Linked DNA regions of Homo sapiens: region 1 is linked to region 2. A link is an interaction called in ENCODE POLR2A ChIA-PET data of the cell type or tissue named here. Cell type or tissue: endothelial cell of umbilical vein. All regions are shown on one strand. Links, peaks and the distances in the headings refer to the core of each region. The heading gives the core; the rest is flanking DNA.

Region 1 (5,391 bases), core at 162-5,161, 420 kb after region 2:
CCAGAGAAATCTTCAACTCTATTCTGTTTCTGAGGCCTCAGAAGACACTCCAAAATTGGTACCAGCTCCTGAGATTAAAATCCTCAATCCAGGCCAGGTGTAGTGGCTCATGCTTCTAACCCCATGACTTTGGGAGGCCAAGGCAGGAGGATCTCTTGAGCTTAGGAATTTGAGACCAGCCTGGGCAGCAGAGTGAGACCCTGTCTCTAAAAAATAAAAATTAAAATAATTACCCGGGTGTCACGGCACACAGCTGTGGTCCTCACTACTCAGGAAACTGAGTTGGGAAGATCACTTCAGCCTACAAGGTGGAAGCTGCAGTGGTGATCACCTCACTGTACCCTGAGACCCTGTCTCAAAAAAAAAAAAAAAAAAAAAAAAAAACACTGGATATAATCATCCCAACTTCTTCAGGGACCAAAGTTTGTAGTCAGAGATGAGATGAGTGAAGGAGTACAAACTCTTCAGCATAGAGCCTGGAGGTCAAATCCAGAAAAGCTCAATCTGACCTTGGTTCCAGGGGGGAAACCAGGCAAGGAGGTGGGGAGCTAGGTAGATTAAAAGCAACAAGGACCATAAAAGATTAATCTTTTATAAGCATTATAGAAAGGATAAACAGAATGTGGTATATCCAAACAATGGAACATTATTCAGCAATGAATAAAGTACTTTTACATGCTGCAATATAGATGAATGCCAAAAAAAAGTTACACTAACTGGAAGAAGTTAGATGAAAAAAACTACATATTGTATTTTTCTGTTTATATGAAATGTCCACAATAGGCAAATCTGTAGAGACAGAAAGCAGATTTGTTGTTGCCTGGGCTTGGGATGGTAATGGGAACAGATTGTGAACAGGTAGAGGGTATTTTCTGTGTGATGGAAATGTTCAAAAAATAGATTGTGATGGTTGCACAACTCCATACATTTGCCAAAAATCATCAAAATGACTTAAAACATTTATTAAATCATTAAAAAATGAAAATAGATAAATTTTATGGTATGAATTATACTCAATAAAGCTGTTAAGAATAAAAACAAAGAAAGAAAAGATTACATGCTAGCAGATTTTTCTTGCTGAATTTTGCCATCACTTACAGGTTAAAATATTAAATCTGATTTGATGTCTAAACAAAAACGGTTTGTAAAACCAGTAGGTGACCCATCCTCAAATTTAATCTAAAGTCTGTCTATAAAAGGCATTCCACAGATCACTCATTTCCTTACAGTGGCCTGAAATTACTGACTCTTGGCTCATGTAAGCTAACATAATTGGCAGGAAACAGTTGTGAAGCTCATCATCTTCATGCAATTGAGCCATAAGGCATCCAGCTTGTGTTATCTTGCATCAATCAAGTCTTGGTGTCATCTCGCCATAGCAGAGTTAAAGGAACATCAAATTTCAACTTGAAATGAGTTCAGCTGTTCGCACTCCCCTCCCATGACTATTGTGCCATCATTTAAATCAGCAGTTCTCAAGGTGTGCATGTGTGATGGTCGAGGGGAAGAGCGTATGTGTGGAGGCACATGGAATTGCCAGGCAGGCCTTTTCAACCTGCACAATGGTGACAAAATGTTGATCATATTTCTCCTCTATAAGGGTGATGGGCGATAGAAGCAGGTCATACCTGTTCAATGTACTGGGGCAGAAAAAGTCTGAGAATCATTGGTTTTAATAAAGTTTGGTATTCACTGTAACAGTACAGATGTTTTATGACACTTATTAATTACATTTAGGATATACAAACACTATTGAATAGAATCATGAGTTCTCTCTTTTTTTTGAGTTCTCATTATATCAAAAGAGAAATGATAAACACGTTAGTTGTCATTTGTATTTCAATAAGGTATAACAATCGTGCATGTGAGAAACAATTAAAGTCCAAATGAAGACTGCCATCAAATCAAACTCAGCTCAATCAAACTGATGATCCTGACTCTATTCACCTCACTACAAATGCATTGAGGACGCAAATCTGAATATACGTTTTTATAGTTATGAAAATTACCTCAAAGGAATTTTTTTCTCTAGTTTTAAAAATGTACTTTCAGTATGCCGTATAAAAGGCAATACTCTATAAAGTTTATGACCTGCTATAAATGAAGATAAAGTGTAAAGATCAAAAGAAGAAAATACTAAATTAGCTCTGTCAGCTGAACAGTTTTATGGCCTGGGCAGGATATTTTTCACATGGCTGTTAAAAAGCATACCCGATGCCACAGGTTCTCAAGAGAAACACTGAACTCACACCAGTAGTTTCAGCTGAATACACTGACTGTAGTGTATGCTTCCTGAGTCTCAATTTCAGTTTGGTAAAATCTGCTCTGAAGATGCATTTGAAACACAGAGTACTATGCCTATAAACAGATATACTATCTAATGCCCTAATAATACAATCTTTATTATTTAAGAAACTATACTTATTAACCTGCAACTATTAATAACAGGTGACAAATCTCTCAAAAGTGTTCTGAAAATCCATGGCAATCACCACAACACTATAAACATTACAGATACATGCCAGACTACATTCACGGGGCAGTCAGCTCCCACTCCTCTCTCAAATTCTGGGACAGATTCCCGCCATTTCAGGAATAAATGCAAAAAAAAAAAGCAATAAAGGAGCTTGCAGTGAGCCGAGATTGTGCCACTGCAGTCCGCATTCCGGCCTGGGCGACAGAGCGAGACTCCGTCTCAAAAAAAAAAAAAAAAAAAAAAAAAAATGCAATAAAATAGTGAGGACAAAAGGGCAACATTCCATTCCCGTGAATAAAAAGCATGGAATGGCTGAAATCGCTAATTATACTATTAACACAAAGGAGTTTAGGAATAAAATTCGTCATGAAGGGGAACCAGTGCAGGAGCACAATTCCAATAACCCCGGCACCTGTGAAGGGAGCTCTGCCGGTCAGTTTATAATATCAGCGACATGACAAGAAACACCACAGCTTTTCAAATGTACCTTCACACAAGAATAATTGGAAACTCAAAACTTAAATGCAACATTCTCACAAACAGAAAGCAGAAAAAGTACAATAATGAAGTTTTGACATGTGAACCCTATCGTATGGTGCTTTAGTTTTGAATCTTGACGTACATTTCCCCCTACTTCCCCACCATTATCCAAGCCTTTTCCTCGCAATAAACTAGATGTTTATGAAGATGCATGAACCACTCCTGCCCATTAGACCAGCACCACATGGTTCACAGAGGCACTATATGACATCACCGCTATAGAGGATACAAAGGAAAGACCTTAGAATTCTAACTTAGCAATAAGAAAAACATCACATTGCAGCATCAATCAGGGGCAATTCCATTTAGAAAGCCTAACTTCACCAACTCAGATTTCATTTTGGCCTCTCCATCCTGACCCTGCTCCCCCCACCTGCAATCAACTTCCTCTCTTAAAGTGGGCACCTTTTAGATGACATAATAAGAGACAAAGAAGACAGAGCAAGGAGATATTTCATCAGGAATGACTAAGAGAATATGTGGGAAATTTATGTAGATTTGTTCAGTGCCATCAGCCTGATGAAGACAGATCTAAGGTTTCTTATACCTGCCTTTGAGAAGTTTCTCAGAGCAAGCATCCCGTTTAACCTATGGGGGTTAGATCCCCAATGATGAAATACTGAGAATGAGATAAACTAAGGTTTAACATAACTTATTAACTGGCTGTGCCTTTGTCTTCTTCTTATCCACTTTGGATTTTTAATGTTGTATAGATGGGGGTGTAATGATTATAGCAGGCCACCAGGCATAAATCAGGAAGTCTCCGGGAAATCAGGGCATAGGATCACTGTATATTCAGGGCAGCTCCCATTATAAAAAATATTATCACGAAATATTCCTATAGCATATTTTACCCTGAATTGCATTAATAATATAATATTTTAATATGTATACATAAATCATTGAAACATAAAGTTAACACCCTTTTCTCATGGCTAGTACCGGGTGGTGGTGGTTATAAATGCATTCTCTGCCTATAAGTGCTGATATGTCATTCTGTTTCCCTTGGTTTGAATGATGCTCATTATTTGTTTTATGCTTTTGTATTCTGCTTTTTTTTTTTTTTTTTTTTTTTTTTTTTTGCTGTTGTCGTTGCTGTTTTGTGCTGTTTATTCCATGAGGGCTGTGTAAAGGAATGTTAAGGATAAGGCTGGAGGTACCACACAAATATCAAGAGGAACATCATGATAGACGTTAAATGCAAGCTTGCACTAGCTCTTTTAAAATGTACTGAGCATCAACACTCATGAGAGGAAGGGAAAACAAAAATAACAAAAATGTGTCAAGCAAACACAGGTAATAAATGTAAAATAAAATGGACCATATCAAAATAAAAAACTTAAGCCTCCCAAAGGCTATTTTCTAGAAATTTCTTTATCCAAAATCTATGGTTTTATAGATTTTATCCAAAATCTATGGTTTTATAGATTTTAGCCAAAATCTATGGTTTTATAGATTTTAGCCAAAATCTATGGTTTTATAGATTTTAGCCAAAATCTATGGTTTTATAGATTTTAGCCAAAATCTATGGTTTTATAGATTTTAGCCAAAATCTATGGTTTTATAGATTTTAGCCAAAATCTATGGTTTTATAGATTTTAGCCAAAATCTATGGTTTTATAGATTTTATCCAAAATCTATGGTTTTATAGATTTTAGCCAAAATCTATGGTTTCTGAAATCCAAATTATTTATCACATATCATGCACATATGCATTGGGCTTTTTACCTCTATGGCTTTACTCATGTCCATCTGTCTGTCTAAAATAGTCTTCCCAAACCTGTAAGTCCCCTAATTGAAATTACAAAAGGTGCCAAAAGGTATAATTTCAATTAGGGGACTTACAGGTCTGGGAAGACTACTTTAGACAGACATATGAAAATGTGGCACATATACACCATGGAATACTATGCAGCCATACAAAAGGATGAGTTCGTGTACTTTGCAGGGACATGGATGAAGCTGGAAACCATCATTCTGAGCAAACTATTGTGAGGACAGAAAACCAAACACCGCATGTTCTCACTCATAGGTGGGAATTGAACAATGAGAACACTTGGACACAGGGTAGGAAACATCACACACTGAGGCCTGTCATGGGGTGGGGGGAGGGGGAAGGGATAGCATTAGGAGATATACCTAATGTAAATGATGAGCTAATGGGTGCAGCACACCAACATGGCACATGTATACATATGTAACAAATCTGCACGTTGTGCACATGTACCCTAGAACTTAAAGCATAATAAAACAAACAAAAAAAGAAATTACACCTTTTGTTCAAGGCCCAGTTCAAATGCCAGACTTGGCATAATGTTTCCTGTCACTGAAGGCTTAAGTGAAGCAGCCTCCCTCCTGTATTTTTATAACCCTTA
Region 2 (5,391 bases), core at 262-5,261:
TATAGAGGAAAGTGTCGTTTTAATTTGCATTCCTCTGATTGCTAGTGGTTTTGATTATCTTGATGGGTTTAGGACATGCTAGCCCAAAATATGGCGCCTTGGCATTTGAGAAAACAGCAGAAGCAGGAAGGTCACTCTTAGCTTCCACTCATGCTACTCCCATGAAGCAAGCCATAAAACTTTCATTCCAGAGTTCTCCTCCCATTTCTCCCTGAGTAAAGGAACATCCTTAACTCTAAAGATACAGAGAAGAATCTGAACAAACAGGCCTTGCTAAATTCCCCCCAACTTAGTAACATTAGATTATACCCCCTTTGTCCACACTCATACTTCTCCACAACTACCCACTTCTTCATGAAACTTAGCCTAAAAATACATAGGTTTCCTTGCTTCTTTATGTCCCCATGTCACATAAAACTTATATTAAATGTGTATGTTTTTCTCTTGTTAATCTATCTTTTGTTATAGGGATCTTAGCCATGAACCTAGCCATGGGTGAGTAAAGAAAGCTGTCCTTCCCTACAATATGTCCTCGCTGTTCATAAGCTTATTAGCTTTTTGAAATCCTTCCTCTGTGTCATGAGTTGAATTTTGTTCCCCCAAAAAAGATATGTTGAAGTCCTAATCCCCAGTACTTCAGAATGTGACCTTATTTTGAAATAGGGTCTTTAGAGAGGTCACCAAGTTACAATGAAGTCATTAAGGTGGGCTCTTAATTCAATAAGACTGGTATTCTCATAAAAAGGGGAAATTTGCATACAGAGACAGACATGTACAGAGGGAAGATGATGTGAAGACACCCAGGAAGAATGAATCATGCCATGTTGGAGTGATGCTGCCACAAGCCCAGGAACGTCTGGGGCTACCAGAAACTGGAACAGGCAAGGAAGTGTCCTTCCTCTACAGGTGTCAGAGGGAGCATGGCCCCACTGATGGTGATTTCTGACAGCTGGCCTCCTGAACTATGAGACAATGAAGTTCTTTTGTTCCAAGCTACCCACTTTGTGGCACTTTGTTACAGCAGCCCTGGGAAGCTAATACACTGGGAACTGCATGTCCATAGCATCTGCCTGGTTTTCAGTGAGGCTCCTTCCTTTTCCTATGAATATTCAAAAGTTCCTTGTCTGCTCCAGATTCACTTTCACTTTTTATTCCTTTCTCCCTCCTTTCCATCATCCCACCTGCTTCCCTGAGCTACTTTGAGAGTAGAATTTCATGTAGAAGGGAAGACTCACTTAGCTAGAGGTGAGACAGAGGTAGGGAGCTGGGATATATTTAGGCATAGGAGGTTTATGATGCCTCCAAACAGAAGTAGGGAAGCAGTCCCGGGTTGTGGGATCAACCTAGAGACAAGGAGAATTCTCTGTGCTTCCCTAATCACCTTGAGCTCCTTATCCCAAAGCCTCTAGGTCCGCCTGTGGCTGAGATCAGCCAGTAAGTATCAGCTGGCTCCCCACGGCATCTTTGGACTAGGTTTACAGGTGCTACCTTCAACCAAGCCAGTGGTTTTCCTCCTGCCCACACGTGGGGTCTAGTAAGTACCAAAACCAACTCAGGAAATCATGCAGCAGGCTGCTTTAGGTCTTTTGAGACTCTGTCTTCTGATTTGGTTTCGTTGAGCCCATCCCAATATTCAAGGAGGAAGGCCATGGAGTATTCCAAAGGTCTTTGCCTTAAAAAAGGTCCTTTTGTTGCCACAACAAGATGACATTGTAAGGAAAGGCTGAGACCCGCTGGAGGAAGACGTGTGGGCAGGGCCAGGGCTGCAGATGCAGCCAGTGAAGAGCCTATTTCTGCCCAGGATGTGGTTTCTAAAATGAGCCAGTTTCATCCATCATTAATTTTTACTTCCCTAAGTTATGCCATCTCACTGCTCTTGCATGGTAACTTTCTTGAGAGGCCACTTATACTTCTCCAGAGGCCCCAAACATGCAGCACCTGGATTTTTCCACAATGTTTGCAAACACTCACCAGACGAGACAAGTCCTCCCCTAAAAGCAAGAAGCTCAATGCCAACTTCATGCAAAAAAAAGAAAAAAAGAAAACCAACAAGAACACTCCATCAATATACTCTTTGCACACCAAGAGATTAAGATAAATTTTCTAAGCTCTCTCTCTTGAAAAAGATCAACTGCTGTGATAGAATATTCAGAGAGCTATTGCCAAATTGAAGAGCTCAATCTAGTGTAAATGGTTTGGTAAACAAACTGCCCTTTAAAAGATGTCATCCAACAATTTAACAATTGTTAAATTGCACACCAATATGGATACAAAGGGAATGATCAGGTAAATTATGGTACATCTATTCAATAAGTATTATGTACCTATTAAGAAGAATGAAATACCACTAGAAATCTGGGTCTTAAAAATGCTGTGATACATTGTTAAATGAAAAAACCAAATTGCAGAATAATATATACATATGGACTCATTCCATTAATACAAAACAACTTTATGAAGACAGACAAATAGATAAACAGGTGATAAAGCGATCATACATGAGTAGTAAGATGGAATTATGCATACCAACATATTAAGCAATGGGATTATCTGTTTTCTCATCTTATTTTGTAGTATAGAACTTTTCTAAAAACAACCTGTTTTAGGCTCCTCAGATCATCACATAACCTCACAGATAACGGCACAAACTCTTAAAGGTCATGGTCTAGGCCAGTAGTCTCTACACTTCCCACATCTAGCTCAGTGGCTGGCACCACAGGGAGGTTCAATAAATGCTGTTGGAGAGGATGGGACTCCACACTTCTCCACTCCTAGTGCAGAGGATAATGTGACTTTATCATGATTCAAGTTCGGCTTGAGTTATACTCTCGGAGCTAAGCTAGAGAATAGTTTAGAGACAGCAAAAGTGTAAAAGGGTGAAAACTCCCACAGACTTGGCTCACAAGAATGCAGGCCTGTCTACATGCCTGCCCTACAGGTCTGACATCCCAATTGTGTGCCTTATTCTTCGGTCTTATGTCATATTTTCAAAAGATAACATTTAATCAATGTCTTACTATATGCTATTATTACAAAGTCTTTGTGTATATCAACTTTGAATCTTCATTATAGCCCTATAAGCTACGTATAAAGTAGAAGCCTCATTCCACAATTATGGAAGTACTTGTGTGCTTAAGTAACCTCTCCAAGATCACACAACAAGTAGGACCTCTTAGACAGTGTTCCTCAAACTGTATGTGCAATCAAGTCACTTAGGCATCTTGTTTTATTAAAATCCCAATTCTAGCTCAGGAAGTCTGGGGCTGGGCTTAAGGTTCTGCATTTCTTTATTTTCTTTACATTTTTTCTCTTTTCCACATAACTGTTGTTCAGAAGGAAAATTCTGCATTTCTAACAAGCTCCCAGGGGATGCCAATGCTGCTGGTCCCACAGAGCACACTTGAGTCACAAAACTCTAGGACTCAGCCCACCTTAGTTATATCTTCAGAACCAAGATGCAAGACCAGCTCTGCCAATAACCCCCTGCCTGCCTATGTACTCCAAGAACATAGATTAACCTCTTTGTTTACAAGGAAAGATTAGGAGATGATAGTCTCTCTGGATATTGTCCATCTCTATTGTTTAATAACTATTGCAAAATTATAATAGAAAAAATGCCAGCACTGCTATGCTGGGCCACACTGAGTGCCCAGACCCTAAGTCACATGCATCCAATAAATACTCATTGGCGTTCTAAACTAGGCAGTGGGAGTTATAAGAGTTAAGAAGACAATCCTTGTCCGCATGGAGATTACAGTATTCTGTGGAATAAAGGATGTAGCCCTACAGTGTCATGCTCTCTATTGCAGAGAAAGAACAGGGTACACAATAGAGATGGCCTCCCATGGAAAGTTACATGTGGGCTGAGATGAGATGAGCTAGCCCAGTGAAGGTGGAGGGGGAAGACAGGCAGGCAGAAGAAACAGCAGGAGGGAAGTCCCAGAAGTGAGTGGGGTATTAAAGGTTATTGGAAGAAGTTAATTGTGGTTGGCCCTCAGATTGAAGGTGAAGGAGTGGGGAAAATAGTTATGAGGCTACAGCAGGACATAGCTCACAATGTATCTCAAAGACCCAGCTTCTTAACAAGACCAGTAGTCTACAGATGATGCAAAACCTTTGAGGAGCTTTAAGAAGGAAACAGATAGGAGAGGATTTACATTTTTAGAGAGTTAAAGGGTATAGAATAAAATGTGGGGAGGGTTGGGAGGCCCAAGGTTGAACACAGGGCACCAATTAGAAGTCTGTTGCCATGATCTATGTTTAAAAAAAAATCACAGTGAACTTAACTTGGATTGCAGCAGTGGAGTTGCAGAGAAAGAGAAAAATTAGAGAGACATTAGAAGAAAGAGAACTAAGTGAACAAATGAAGGATGAGAAGCTATGAGTGAGAAAAAGGCAGTGCTAAAAGATAATTTTCCAAAAAAAGGTAAAATTATGACTCATAAGGATATAAAATGAACACATGTTAAAGATTTTCTTTTACTCATAAAGAAGGTGCCAGGCAGATGTTATAACTGGATCAAGGGAGAAATTGAAAAACAGACACATTTATAGATCAGGAATATTGAAATGAATGTGCAGATGGAGGTAAAACTGGTTTCTTCCACAGTGGGGGAGAACTCAGTTGAATCTCTACAAGATAGGACAGAATTTGCACAGCTATAGCTAAAAATGATTTTGCATCCCATCAATTATGTATGGTTTACAGAGTTGTACAATAGCTCCCATAGAGTCACATAACTCAGAGGGCTGTCTTTAGACAATGCATAGTTTTCCCCTGAAGCCCACATTTTTCCTTGCAGCAGGTTAACTCCAAGATGCCTGACTTGGACACCAATGTGGATGTTGTGACATTCACTCTACAGGGAATGTAGGGAGAGAGCGCTGAGGAGCTGAGGGAGAAACAAGGATGATTAATCGACTTGGTCATATTTCGGTAGTGAACACTTCCACCTGATAGGGGGTTGGTTCTGTTATGATTTCAAGGATACAGTGGATCAGACTCAATGGCTTCAATTTTGGAGAGGCATTGCTTTAAAAGCCTCTCCCTACCGTCAGACACATTTGATATTTATTGAGCACCATTTCTACCGAGGGTTCTGGACATGGCACTATGGTACATTCCCAACAGATCTTGCCTGAAAGAAACTTCCAGGGTGGCTGTTGCAAATTTGGAATGCATTTTTCATTAGAAAAAAAATGTCACAAATGTGATCATTTTCCCAACCTAACAAAGCTCTTTTTAAATATTCCTCAATATAGGGACAGGTTTTCAAACCAAAAGTTGGAAAACATGAAGTATAAATGAATCTTCCATTTATCAAATTATAGAAAAAGATATACAAAATTTTTTAAGTTAAGTTAGTTTTATGACTTCCATGTATCAAAAAT

The links. ChIA-PET counts read pairs that join two places held together with the same protein. Peaks named below come from ENCODE experiments on the same cell type or tissue, not always from the same donor. Only the 100,000 strongest peaks of a DNase experiment are listed, where the experiment ranks them.
Region 1: POLR2A ChIA-PET joins it to region 2 with 7 read pairs; 2 of 35 experiments call an interaction of 5 or more read pairs at or near these places.

What each region holds. Positions count from the first base shown.
Region 1 is chr18:62,058,815-62,064,205 of GRCh38, forward strand. The region is part of intron 30 of PIGN (phosphatidylinositol glycan anchor biosynthesis class N); the gene reads right to left. Among named protein-coding and RNA genes, the nearest start is that of PIGN, 130 kb to the right of the region's middle. In endothelial cell of umbilical vein, for the core only: no CTCF peak of the experiment used is centred there; no DNase peak of the experiment used is centred there; H3K27ac peaks cover 925 bases.
Region 2 is chr18:61,642,614-61,648,004 of GRCh38, forward strand. No RefSeq gene overlaps it. Among named protein-coding and RNA genes, the nearest start is that of LINC01544, 100 kb to the right of the region's middle. In endothelial cell of umbilical vein, for the core only: no CTCF peak of the experiment used is centred there; no DNase peak of the experiment used is centred there.